2 separate regions of the Homo sapiens genome follow, and region 1 is linked to region 2. The links are chromatin contacts, found by POLR2A ChIA-PET in ENCODE. All regions are on one chromosome and are shown on one strand. The core of a region is the stretch at or near the end of the contact, and the rest is flanking DNA. Distances in the headings are between cores, read along the strand shown. Region 1 overlaps TTBK2 (tau tubulin kinase 2). Region 2 holds the start of HAUS2 (HAUS augmin like complex subunit 2).

The links. ChIA-PET counts read pairs that join two places held with the same protein, here RNA polymerase II (POLR2A).
Region 1: POLR2A ChIA-PET joins it to region 2 with 16 read pairs in Caco-2. The contact joins the enhancer-like site here to the promoter of HAUS2 in region 2. POLR2A ChIA-PET finds 5 or more read pairs at or near these places in 3 of 52 experiments (Caco-2, IMR-90 and activated CD8-positive, alpha-beta memory T cell).

Annotation. Positions count from the first base shown.
Region 1 is chr15:42,885,784-42,892,592 of GRCh38, reverse strand. The region is part of intron 1 of TTBK2 (tau tubulin kinase 2); the gene reads left to right. Among named protein-coding and RNA genes, the nearest start is that of TTBK2, 32 kb to the left of the region's middle. RefSeq lists an enhancer at 2,240-3,112. Within about 2 kb of position 1,897, at least 2 of the 41 ENCODE cell types and tissues checked have a DNase peak (open chromatin) inside an H3K27ac peak, as active enhancers do.
Region 2 is chr15:42,545,753-42,552,137 of GRCh38, reverse strand. HAUS2 (HAUS augmin like complex subunit 2) reads right to left here and starts at 3,300. Exons shown (of 6, transcript NM_018097.3): 1 at 3,173-3,300. The coding sequence starts at 3,265. It overlaps LRRC57 (leucine rich repeat containing 57), which reads left to right and starts at 3,345. Exons shown (of 6, transcript NM_153260.3): 1 at 3,345-3,445; 2 at 3,682-3,787; 3 at 3,894-4,032; 4 at 4,609-4,877. The coding sequence starts at 3,704. RefSeq lists an enhancer at 3,040-3,509.

The DNA of each region.
Region 1 (6,809 bases), core at 648-3,147, 340 kb before region 2:
CTGGGACCACAGATGAGTGCCACACACCTGGCTAATTTTTATATTTTTTGTGGAGACAGTGTCTTGCCATGTTGCTTAGGTTGGTCTTGAACCCCTGAGCTCAATCAATCCACCTGCCTCGGCCTCCCAAAATGCTGGGACTACAGGTGTGAGCCCCCGTGCCCAGCCAAACATTTTATTAAAGGTCCAAATAATAAATATGTTAGGCCTAAGTGTAATACCGTCTGTGTTGCAGTTATTTAACTCTGCTCTAGTAGTATAAAATCAGCCATACACAACATATAAATGAATGAGCATGGCTTAGTTCCAATAAAGTGTTATTTATATAAAAATCAGGCACCTTGCCCTGTTGTTATAGTTTAATTTCCAAGTGTTTGTATTCTTGTTATCTTGCCGTTATTGATTTCTAGCTTAATAACATTAAGCTAGAATATACTAGCTTGTTATCAGAGAGCATAGTATGTATGATTTCCGTTCTTTTAAATTTGCAAAATTTGTTTTGTGACCTGGGATATTATATAGTCTTTTGGTGTACGTTCCTTGTGAGTTTGAATGTGTATTCCACTTTTGTTGGGTGGAGTGTTCTGTAAATGTCAGTTCCAGTTGTTTGATGGTTGTTTTTGATTAAGTTCACTGACATCATCTGGGTGTCCTATAATTCGCTTTAATTCTGTCACTAATTGCGTCAAGTTAATGCAGACCTCACAGGTTACAGGGCTCAGTCCCACAAAGCTGCCTTCACTTCAGACTGGAGCCACAAGCCACTCAAATTTTCCCTGGTTGAGTATAAGTTTGGGCCTTCCCACAATCCCCTTGGGTTTAATAATTTGCTTAGAATGACTCACAGAGTTCATGAAAGTGCTATACTTAAAATTACCTTTTTATTATAAAGGATACAAATGAACAATCAGATGAAGAGGACTATATGATAAGTTTGTAAGGCTCCCAAGCACGGGAGCTTCTCTACTTGTGGAGCCAGGGTACACCACCCTCTTGGTACATCAGTATGTTCACCAACCAGGAAGCTCCCTGAGCCTTGTAGTTCAGAGTTTGTTTTTTTTTTTCTTTTTTATCCAGCTGAATTTAAGATTTACAGAGTTTTTAATATACAGAGTTCAGGGCTGGGCACAGTGGCTCATGCCTGTAATCCCAGCACTTTAGGAGACTGAGGTGGGAGGATCGATTGAGTCTAGGAGTTCAAGACCAGCTTGGGCAACATACCCAGACTCTGTCTCTACAAAAAAGTAAAATGAGCTGGGTGTGGTGGCACATGCATGTAGTCTAGCTACTTGGGAAGCTGAGATGGGAGTACTGCTTGAGCCCAGGAGTTTGAGGCTGCAATGAGCTATGTTTGCACCACTGCACTCCAGCCGGGGCGACAGTGAGACCCCATCTCTTAAAAAAAAAAAAAAAAAAAAAAGTCGGGCATGGTGGCTCACGCCTGTAATCCCAGCACTTTGGGAGGCCGAGGTGGGTGGATCACCTGAGGTCAGGAGTTCAAGACCAGCCTGGCCAAACATGGTAAAACCCCCCGTCTCTACCAGAAATACAAAAAAATTAGCCGGGCGTGGTGGTGCACACCTGTAATCCCAGCTACTCACAAGGCTGAGGCAGGAGAATCGCTTGAACCCTGGAGGCAGAGGTTGCAGTGAGCCAAGATTGCGCCAGTGCACTCCATCCTGGGCAAAAGGAGTGAGACTCCATCTCAAAAAACAAACAAAAAGAGCTTATTACGTAGGCATGGTTGATTAAATCATTGGCCATGTGATTGAACTCAATCACTAGTAACTCTTTTCCTGGAAGTTGGGAGGTGGAGATGAAGGTTCTAGTCATGTAGTCATATGCTTTCAGGTGACAGCCCCCATCCTGAAGCTTGGAGTCACTTCATTAGCATAACAAAGGCATTCATATCACTTAGGAAATTCCAAGCACTGCCAGGAATTTGGAAATGAATACCAATCCTCTGACACAAAAATGTAAGATAGGAAAAAATAAACTGTTCTTACTACTATACTGAATACTTCTGGCAAATGACAGAGAAGTGCAATTTGCTAGAATGGCTCTCAGAACTCAGGAAAACACTTCATTTATGCTTACTGGTTTATTATCTAATAAGGATATAAATGAGGATACAGGTGAAGAGATACATAGGGCAAAGTCTGGAAGGATCCTCAGAGCAGGAGTTTCTTTCCTCATGAAGTTAGGATACACTACCCTCACAACATATGGATATGCTTATTGTCTCATGTCCATATGAAGAGGCCACCAAACAGGTTTGTGTGAGCAACAAGGCTGTTTATTTCACCTGGGTGCAGGTAGGCTGAGTCCGAAAAGAGAGTCAGCAAGGGTTGTGGGATTATCATTAGTTCTTACAGGTTTTGGGATAGGTGGTGGAGTTAGGAGCAATGTTTTGCAGGCAGGGGGTGGATCTCACAAAGTACATTCTCAAGGGTGGGGAGAATTACAAAGAACCTTCTTAAGGGTGGGGGAGAAACAAATCACAATGGTGGAATGTCATCATCTAAGGCAATTTTCACTTCTTTTGTGGATCTTCAGTTGCTTCAGGCCATCTGGATATATACGTGCAGGTCACAGGAGATATGGTGGCATAGCTTGGGCTCAGAGGCCTGACATTCCTGTCTTCTTATATTAATAAGAAAAATACAACAAAATAGTGAAGTGTTGGAGTGGCGAAAAATTTTGGGGGTGGTATGGAGAGATAATGGGCAATGTTTCTCAGGGCTGCTTTAAGTGGGATTGGGGTGGCGTGGGAACCTAGAGTGGGAGAGATTAAGTTGAAGGAAGATATTGGGGTAAGGAGTGATATTGTGGGGTTGTTAGAAGGAGCATTTGTCGTGTAGAATGATTGGTGATGGCTTGGATGCGGTTTTGTATCAATTGAGAAACTAAACGGAAGATACAAGGTCTGAATAAAAGAAGGAGAAAAATAGATATTAAAGGACTAAGAATTGGGAGGACCCAAGACATCCACTTAGAGACTGCCCAAGGGGGTTTAGCGTAATTACTTGCTTGGTTGGCGAGTTTTTGGGAAAAGACCATTAGTCCGTTTTACCTTTCCTGAAGATTGAGGACGGTAAGGGGTATGAAGATTCCACTGAATACCAAGAGCCTGAGAAACTGCTTGGGTGATTTGACTAATAAAGGCCGGTTTGTTATTGGACTGTATAGAGGTGGGAAGGCCAAACTGAGGAATTATGTCCAACAGAAGGGAAGAAATGACCACGGTGGCCTTCTCAGATCCTGTGGGAAAGGCCTCTATCCATCCAGTTAAAGTATCTACCCAGACCAAGAGGTATTTTAGTTTCCTGACTCAAGACATGTGAGTAAGGTCAATTTGCCAGTCCTGGGCAGGGGCAAATCCCTGAGCTTGATGTGTAGGGAAGGGAGGGGGCCTGAATAATTCCTGAGGAGTAGTAGAATAGCAGATGGAACACTGAGAAGTGATTTCCTTGAGGATAGATTTCCATGATGGAAAGGAAATGAGAGGTTCTAAGAGGTGGGCTAGTGGCTTATAACCTACATGGAAGAGATTATGAAATGAAGACAGAATAGAATGGGCCTGTGAGGCTGGAAAGAGATATTGTCCTTGGTCCAAGGACCATTTGTCTTGTGTGAGAAGAGATTGATAGGTGGAAACTTCAGTAGGAGAGTAAATAGGAGTGACCAATGAGAAGGAGAAAAACTGGCCATGAGGGACAGAAGTTGGAATGCTAGCTGCTTCTTTAGCTACCTTATCAGCATAAGTGTTGCCCTGAGCGATGGGATCTGATGCCTTTTGATGGCCGTTGCAGTGAATGACTCCAGCTTCCTTTGGAAGTAAAGAGGCCTTGAGAAGAGTTTCTATTAAAGAGACATCAATGATGGAGGACCCTTGTGTAGTGAGGAAACTTTTCAGCCCATAACAGCATGGTGGTGCAGGATATGGGGTCAGTATAAATATTGATGCATAGTCCCTTTGCAAGAGTGAGGGCCCGAGTTAAGGCAATGAGTTCGGCTTGCTGAGAGGTAGTGGAGGGGGCAGAGCAGTAGCCTCAATGATAGATATGGAAGCTACTATAGCATAGCCTGCCTTTGCTTGTGAGTGGCGATTAGGCTTGGTTGGACTGCCATCGATAAACCAAGTGTGTTCTGGGTGAGGAACAGGAAAGAAGGAAATATGGGGAAATGGAGTGAATGTCAGGTGTATCAGAGAGATACAGTCACGGGGGTCAGGTGTGGTATCAGGAATAATGTGGGAGGATGGATTGAAGTCCGGGCCAGGAATAATGGTAATTGTGGGAGACTCAACGAAGTGTGAGTATAGCTGAAGGAGCTGGGGAGCAGAAAGTATATGTGTCAGGTGGGAGGAAGAAAATAGATTTTGGAAGTTATGAGAACTGTAGAGAGTGAGCTGAGCATAGTTTGTGATTTTGAGGGCCTCTAAAAGTATTAAAGCAGTGGTGGTCACTGCACGCAGAGATGAGGGGTAGGCTAAAACAGTAAGGTCAAGTTGTTTGGACAGAAAGGCTACAGGGTGCAGTCCCGGCTCTTGTGTAAGAATTCTGACCGCACTAACCATGCCTAGGAAGGAAAGGAGTTGTTATTTCATAGAAGGGATTGGGGTTTGGGAGATTAGCTGGACACGATCAGCGGGAGAGCACGTGTGTTTTCATGAGAATTATGCCGAGGTAGGTAACAGATGAGGAAGAAATTTGGGCTTGACTGAAGTAATGGAGGCTGTCTGTGAAGCTTTGCGGCAGTACAGCCCAGGTAATTTGCTGAGCCTGATGGGTGTCAGGGTCAGTCTAAGTGAAAGTGAAGAGAGACTGTGATGAAGGGTGCAAAGGAATAGTGAAAAAAAAGCATGTTTGAGATCTAGAACAGAATAATGGGTTGTGGAGGGAGGTATTTAGGATAGGAGAGTGTATGGGTTTGGCACCACAGGGTGGATAGGCAAAACAATTTGGTTGATAAGGCGCAGATCCTGGACTAACCTGTAAGACTGGTCCAGTTTTTGGACAGGTAAAATGGGGGAATTATAAAGAGAGTTTATAGGCTTTAAAAGGCCATGCTGTAACAGGCAAGTGATAACAGGCTTTAATCCTTTTAAAGTGTGCTGTGGGATGGGATATTGGCGTTGAGCGGGGTAAGGGTGATTAGGTTTTAATGGGATGGCAAGGGGTGCATCATTTATTGCCAAGGAGGGAGTAGAGGTATCCTATACTTGTGGATTAAGGTGGGGAGATACAAGGAGAGGATGTGAAGGAGTCTTTGAACTGGGGAAAAAGGCAGCAATGAGGTGTGGCTATAGCCCGGGAATAGTCAGGGAAGCAGATAATTTAGTTAAAATGTCTTGACCTAATAAGGGAGCTGGGCAGGTGGGGATGACCAAAAAGGAGTGCATTAAAGAATGTTTTCCAAGTTGGCCCCAGTGTTGGGGAGTATAAAGAGGTTTAGAAGGCTGGCTGTCAATACCCACAACACTTATGAAGGCAAGGGAAACAGGCCCTTGAAAAGAAGGTAATGTGGAGTGGGTAGCGTCCGTATTGATTAAGAAGGGGACGGACTTACCCTCCATTGTAAGAGTTACCCAAAGCATCTGAGGCTTCCAAGGAGATTGGGCAGTGTGTCTTCAGCTGCTAAGCCAAGAAGATCTGGGAAGGAGTAAGTCAGAGCCTTGGGCCAGTTGGACAGTCCAATTTCCAGTGGCGTCCCTCACAGATGGGACACGACTTAAGAGGAATCCCAGGCTGTGGGCATTCCTTGGCCTAGTGGCCAGATTTCCGGCACTTGAAGCAAGATCCTGGGGGAGGAAGTCCTGAAGGAACGCCTGACCGCTGTGGCTTAGGCGTTTTGAAGTTTTTGTGTGCTGGAGATATGGCTGGGGTTTTCTCTCACAGCAGAGTCAAGTAGTTGCAACTCTTCTCTATTACTGTACACCTTGAAGGTGAGGTTAATTAGGTCCTGTTGTGGGGTTTGAGGGCCGGAATCTAATTTTTGGAGTTTTTCTAATGTCGGGAGCGGATTGGGTAATAAAATGCATATTAAGAATAAGGCAGCCTCTGGCCCGCCTGGGTCTAGGGCGGTAAAGCGTCTAAGAGTTGCTGCCAAACGGGCCATGAACTGGCCTGGGTTTTTGTATTTGATGAAAAAGAGCCTAAATGCTAACTGATTTGGGAGAGGTCAGATAAAGAAAAAAGGAGCATTAACCTTGAGTATGCCTTTAGCTCCAGCCACCTCTTTAAGAGGAAATTGTTGGGCAGGTGGGAGAGGGCTAGTCGCAGAACAAAACCATAAGCCAGACTGGGTGTGGGGAGGGGAGGTGATAGAAGGGTTATAGGGTGGGAGAGCAGAAGCTGAAGAAGAATTGGGACCTGGCTTGGCCTGGCGAGGAGCAGCCTGGGGAGAAGGGGAGAGGTCAGATGAGTCCGTAGAAAAGAAGGATTCAGAGGACTCAGAGCTTGGGGTGGAGACTGAAGGAACAGATAGGACAGAAAGAAGAAAGATTTGGAATGAGTCTCATTGGGAACAAATACTAGGGAGGGACCAATGTGTAAAAGATTGCCTGGACGTCAGGCACCTCAGACCATTTGCCCATTTTTTGACAAACATTATCTAGATCTTGCAGGATAGACAAATCAAAAGTGCCATTCTCTGGCCACTTGGAACTACTGTCGAGTTTGTATTGGGGCCAAGCGGTATTGCAGAAGGAAATAAAACGCTTAGATTTTAGGTCAGGCGAGAGTTGAAGAGGTTTTAAGTTCTTGAGAACACAGGCTAAGGGAGAAGAAGGAGGAATGGAGGGTGGA
Region 2 (6,385 bases), core at 2,051-4,550:
GGCAGGAGAATTGCTTGAACCAAGGAGGCGGAGGTTGCAGTGAGCCAAGATTGTGCCACTGTACTCCAGCCTGGGCAACAGAGTGAGACTCTGTCTCAGGGAAAAAAACAAAAAAAACAAAAAAAAAGAGACAAAAGTTTTTATGTATAAAGTTTGCTTAAAGTAAAACCAACCTACAAGTCTGTAAATAGCTCCCTCATTGGGACTAGCTGTGTAGTAAGGTTGTCAGAAGTCTTAAGGAGCTATGGAGTGGGATCTTAAGGAGCTATGGAGTGGGACATGTTAACTGTAGGTAAAACCAGTAACTGTCTAATTAATGTTACTTGAGAGACAGTAGACACCCCCAAGACAACCACCACCCCCAAAAAAGAGTTCACCCATCAATGCCTGAAATTCTGTCACCAGTGCCTTACTCCTTTGGTTTAGGCATTTGTATTTCCTACCAATGCTCTTTAGAGGGATACCAAGTACCAAAAGTTGGGGGGTTGTTTTTTTTTGAGACAGGGTCTTACTGTGTCACCCAGGCTGGAGTGCAGTGGCACGATCTTTGCTCACTGCAATCTCCACCTCCAGGGCTCAAGCGATTCTCATGTCTCGGCTTCCCGAGTAGCTGGGATTACAGGCACCTACCACTATACCCGGCTGATTTTTGTATTTGTAGTAGAGACTGGGTTTCACCATGTTGGCCCAGCTGATCTCAAACTCCTGACCTCAGGTGATCCACCCGCCTCGGCCTCCCAAAGTGTTGGGATTACAGGAGTGAACCCTCAAAAATGTTTTCTATTATGAGTTTGCCAAACTATTTTGTGACAGGAGAACTGGACAATACAAGTGAGAGTACTAGGTAACCTGATAAGAAGAAAAAGGCTGGGTTCAGCTCCCAGTACTTTGGGAGGCCGAGACAGGCAGATCACCTGAGATCAGGAGTTTGAGACTACCCTGGCCAAAATGGTGAAACCCCGTCTCTACTGAAAATATGAAAATTAGCAGGTGTGATGGCAGGTGCCTGTAGTCCCAGCTACTCGGGAGCACGAGAATTGATTGAACCCAGGTGGCAGAGGGTACAGTGAGCCAAGATCACACCACTGCACTCCAGCCTGGGCAACAGAGGGAGACTATGTCTCAGAAAAAAAAAAAAAAGAAAAGAAAAGAAAAAGAAAATACAGGAGAGGGCCGGGTGCAGTGGCTCACGCCTGTAATCCCAGCACTTTGGGAGGCAGAGGCAGGCAGATCACGAGGTCAGGAGATCGAGACCATCCTGGCTAACATGGTGAAACCCCATTTCTACTAAAAATACAAAAATTAGCCGGGTGAGGTGGTGAGCACCTGTAGTCCCAGCTACTCATGAGGCTGAGGCAGGAGAATGGCATGAACCCAGGAGGTGGAGCTTGCAGTGAGCCAAGACTGTGCCACTGCACTCCAGCCTGGGCAACAGAGCGAGACTCCGTCTCAAAAAAAAAAGAAAACACAGGAGAGAAGGGAGGAAGGATTACACTGTAGAGTGCTGTGGTCACTCCTGGTAAAGTTAGTCAACTAGGACCACCTGAATCTCCCCATCACCCAGACAATGGGTGTTCAACAAAAGCTTAAAATCTTTTAATACAGTATCACAGCCTCTTATAACAGTTCATCTTGAGAGGGGATACAATGTGTCAAAAGGGAGAGTACTAAGATCTAATTCTCCTTTAACAGTCTAGTGACCATGGGCAAGTTTCTTGGTCTAAGCCTTAGTTTCTTAAATTAAAAAATACTGTAAGGTATTAGAGTCTCTAATGGCTCTTCTGACTATAAAAAGTTATGTATTTTCCGTAAATCTTCCATCATGTTTGTAGTGCTTTTTTTTTTTTTTTTTTCCCTGAGACAGGGTCTCACTCTGTCGCCCAGGCTAAGTGCAGTGGCCCGATCGCATCTCACTGCAACCTCCATCTCTTAAGCTCAAGCCATCTTCCCATCTGAGCCTCCAGGACCCATGTGGTCCGCGGAGTAGTTGGGACTACAGGTGTACGCCACCATGCCGGCTAATATGTGCTGATTTTTACAGATCAGTTTAACTTTTCTGTTTTCTTTTTAGTGAAATTTCTCAACTTCCTCTATATATCAAAATTTATTTCCCCATTTTTCTCAATGCCCTTGATCCCACTTGCCCCATGCCCTCCTGTCACTGCATTCCATTATTTCCTCACATGTTCAATTTCTCCCTCTGTTGGCTCCTTCCTCCGACATGCTCCTCTTGCCCAACCTAAAACTGCCACTCCGTGACTCCTTGGGTTAATGTCTCTTTTCTCTCCTTCTCAAAATTAATCTCTTCCTCCATTCACGTTCCAAGGTCTTATCTTTTTAGCCAATACTTTTTTTTTTTTTTTTTTTTTTTTGCCTTTAAAGATGCCAAGGCCGGGCGCGGTGGCTCACGCCTGTAATCCCAGCACTTTGGGAGGCCGAGGCGGGTGGATCACGAGGTCAGGAGATCGGGACCATCCTGGCTTACAAGGTGAAACCCCGTCTCTACTAAACATACAAAAAAAAATTAGCTGGGTGTGGTGGTGGGCGCCTGTAGTCCCAGCTACTCCAGAGGCTGAGGCAGGAGAATCGCTTGAACCAGGAAGGCGGAGGTTGCAGTGAGCCGAGACCACGCCACTGCACTCCAGCCTGGGCGTTAGAGCGAGACTCTGTCTCATATAAATAAATAAATAAATAATAAAATAAAATAAAAATGTCAAAAAAGAGCTTCTGGCGCTCTTCTCTACCCAGCACCTCCCGCCCCAAATACGATTCAACACTTCCCACAAACGAGGGTTGTTGGAAATGCTTGTTCCGCAAGGGGACAGAACGACCCGTATTTCCCATCCCCGCCCTTACACTACAGTCTAGAGGCAGTATCACTGGATGAAAAAAAGGCTGGTAACAGTCTAATCTCCCACAAACTGGACTGGGACAAATTTACCCTACAGACACTCAAAACACAGTCTACCCTAAACACCATCTACTCAGATCCCCGCTTTCCAAGCATCCACGGCAGAACGTTCGCGGCTGTTGCCTGGAAGGGGCTCTTATTACTCTAGTACAGACCCCAACCAGGACCCTCACCACTCCCACAGCCAGCAGCACCAACTCACAGCCATATTGTTGCCACCTTGGGCACCCCCTTGATGACACCACCGCCACCCCCACGTACCTGATTGACCATCCCCGAAGCTATGAAGTGGCCTAGCACTAGCCCAGCGCCGTTAGGCGCGGACGCCGGGTCCCACGGGTTGGCAGCGGCCATGGCTCGGACGCACCTTCCGCGAAGGCGCCAAGAGTGAGCGGGATCGCAGGGCGAACGCACGGCGCGGCTCGATGACGTCACAGGGCGTTCCCGCCCGGGACTAAGCCGGGGAGCGCATCCCGGCTACTGCGGGTCCTGGGTCTTCACCTGCGGAGCCTTACGGCAGCTGAGCGGTGGGAGGCGAGTCCGGGGCTCCCTGATCTTCCGTAGGCTCCCAGAGGCGCCTGGCCTCCGCAGAGCTGCAAAGGCGGCAGGGCTTGGTGGTCGGGCTGTGTGTTCTTCCGTTTCTTCCTTGTCGCTCTTGGGTCGGGCCCCAGGAGCCAGGGATCGGCGGGAGTTGAGAGCTGGGGCAGGAGCCCCAGCCGGGAGGCCGACCGGGTGGACTGGGCGGTGACAGCAGCGCTTCCTTCCCGCAGGGACCTGAGCCGCGGCGCTAGGATGGGAAACAGTGCGCTCCGCGCTCATGTGGAAACGGCGCAGAAAACTGGTGTCTTTCAGCTTAAGGACCGAGGGCTGACCGAGGTGAGACTGGGAGGGACACGACCAGGGAACTTAAAGGGAGAGGGACGGCGGGGGCGGCGAACTTAGTCGGTGCGGGATTCCCCACGCTGTGAACTCCTTTCTCCAGTTCCCCGCAGACTTGCAGAAGCTGACGAGCAATCTCAGGACCATCGACTTGTCCAACAACAAGATCGAAAGCCTACCGCCTTTGCTGATAGGAAAGTTCACTCTGCTGAAGAGCCTCTCCCTGAACAACAACAAACTGAGTATGGCTCTCGCCAGGGAGGCTTTTGCTAGTGATCAGCTGTTACCAGGGGTGGTTTTCTCTTACAAGCTGATTTTTGTTTTTGTTATGAAACCGTGCAGGAGGGCTCAAGTTGCGAATGCCGGAATCCTTGAAGCCTTCTTTCTACTTCTTGTAATTACATCTAAAATAAGCCTTATAATGATTGGGTGTTATAATGATTGTTACTGGGTTAATTTGGACTTGAAAGAGAAGAACATTTTGGGGATGTAATGTAAACAAAGCTACCTAACTTGGAATGGGGGATGGATGAGAAGGGGAGGATCTTCCAAATATCACAAAATTGCTGTCGGATTGTGCCTTGGGCCCCTTTACAAAAGGAGCCCATTATACACACAAATGCTCTCCGGCATTTTGATGGCACCCTCACCTTCTAAAGACTATGTTGGTAAAATGCAATATCTAAAAATGGCACATGTGGGAGTTTTACATATATTAACAAGAGGCGAAGCAGGCTGCCATATAGTCTTTATAAACTTCATCAAAGTTGTTTTCAGCTCTATCACATTCAGGTTTTAAAAAAATTTTTCTTTGCCAGCTGTTCTGCCTGATGAGATATGCAATCTGAAAAAACTAGAGACGCTAAGCCTAAACAACAATCACCTTAGAGAGCTGCCGTCTACCTTTGGGCAACTCTCTGCCCTCAAGACCCTGAGCCTCTCTGGGAACCAACTGGGAGCATTACCTCCCCAACTTTGTAGCCTACGGCACCTGGATGTGATGGATCTCTCTAAGAACCAGATTCGAAGTATACCTGACTCAGTGGGAGAGCTGCAAGTCATCGAACTCAACCTCAACCAGAATCAGGTCTAGAGCTTTAAGGTTTTTTTTCCTACAGCATATGTGTGGCTTTAAGGTCTCCTGATACCTGTTAACCTCTTGTTTCCTAAACTGCCATCATAGAGCTAAGTATCAGAGGCTAAATGAGAGGTTTCTTCTATAGGCTGAACTAATTTCAAGGCCCAAAGTGCCATGGAATTAGTTGAGACACTGGATGTGTTAGTTGTGTAGGTGTTTTGGGGAGGGTGGGGTAGGTAACAGGGAGAGATCATTTCAAAAGTTAAACTACTGTCTCACAAATCTTGAAGACTTCTTCAGATCCTCCTCAAATATATGCCCCTAACCAGCTAGCCAGGAGCTATGTCAGGGATATAATGTGGAAATGAGGCCTAAACTGAGGTTCTCAGAGTCGGGAGTCAGAGGTAATTCAGTTTTGTTTTTCGTTTTGTGTGGGGTTTTGACATCTTTGTTACAAAGTGTGTCTCCTTTTGCTGAAGAATATTAAGTGATAGGCTTTCTGGAGATAGCCCATTTCACTGTTGTACAGCTTTAATTATAATATTTGAAATTTGTTTCCATTACTTTGGAAGCTTTCAATTAATATTTGTCTGGAAAACCAATCCAAAGATTCTTGTCTAGGCATGAAGGCACAAGTGATGAAATATTAAACACTGTGAGACTGGATGGCCTTTAGTTTTCTAGTGTCTGTATTTCTAGATCTGCATGGTCCATTAAAGTGGCCAGAAGCTGCATGTGGTTATTACTTTTCTAGATTGTAGTGATTTTACATCATGATGAAATTCAGTCTGTCTTTGAGGAATTGGCCTCATGTTTTTTTACCTTAAGTGGATATTCTTGTATGTTATAGAGCTTCTTGGGGGAAAAAAAAAACTGAATCAATTAAGCAGCAAGTATTAGTTGAGGATTTGCTCCACATTCACCTCTGCCAGTACCTTTATTCAGTGGTTCTCTAAGTTTAGTATGCATCAGAATTAACCAGAAAAGCTTGTTTAAAGAGATCACTAGCCCCCTACCCTCAGTGTTTCTGATCCAGTAGGGCTGGGATGAGGTCTGAGAACTTGCATTGCTAGTTATTGAACTTATTAAAGTTCCCATGATTTCTAATAAGTGATGGTCTGAGATGATACTGGGCAGAATCAAATAATTTGGTGACTTTTAGTATTTAAATGGCAAAAGGGGTGAGTCAAAGACAATTGCTTGGTATTGAGCTTGAGGGCCTAAAGGAACAGTAGTGCTATTGAGAATGGACATGCTGAGTTGTCTGTGGTGAATCTTGTAAATGGAAATATCTTACTGAAAGTTGGAAACGTGGGAGCAGAATAGAGGTAAGAGTATAGATACAGATCTTGAGGTCATAACAAAAGTGATGGACTTTAATGAATGAGCTTTCTAGAAGAAGTTTAGAGAGAAGATGACATATGAAGTATTACAGACAGCTACTTGAAAAATGCCCATAAAAACAAGAGAAGTAAGGAAGAATCCAAAAGATAGGAAGAAAAACCAAAAAAGGACAA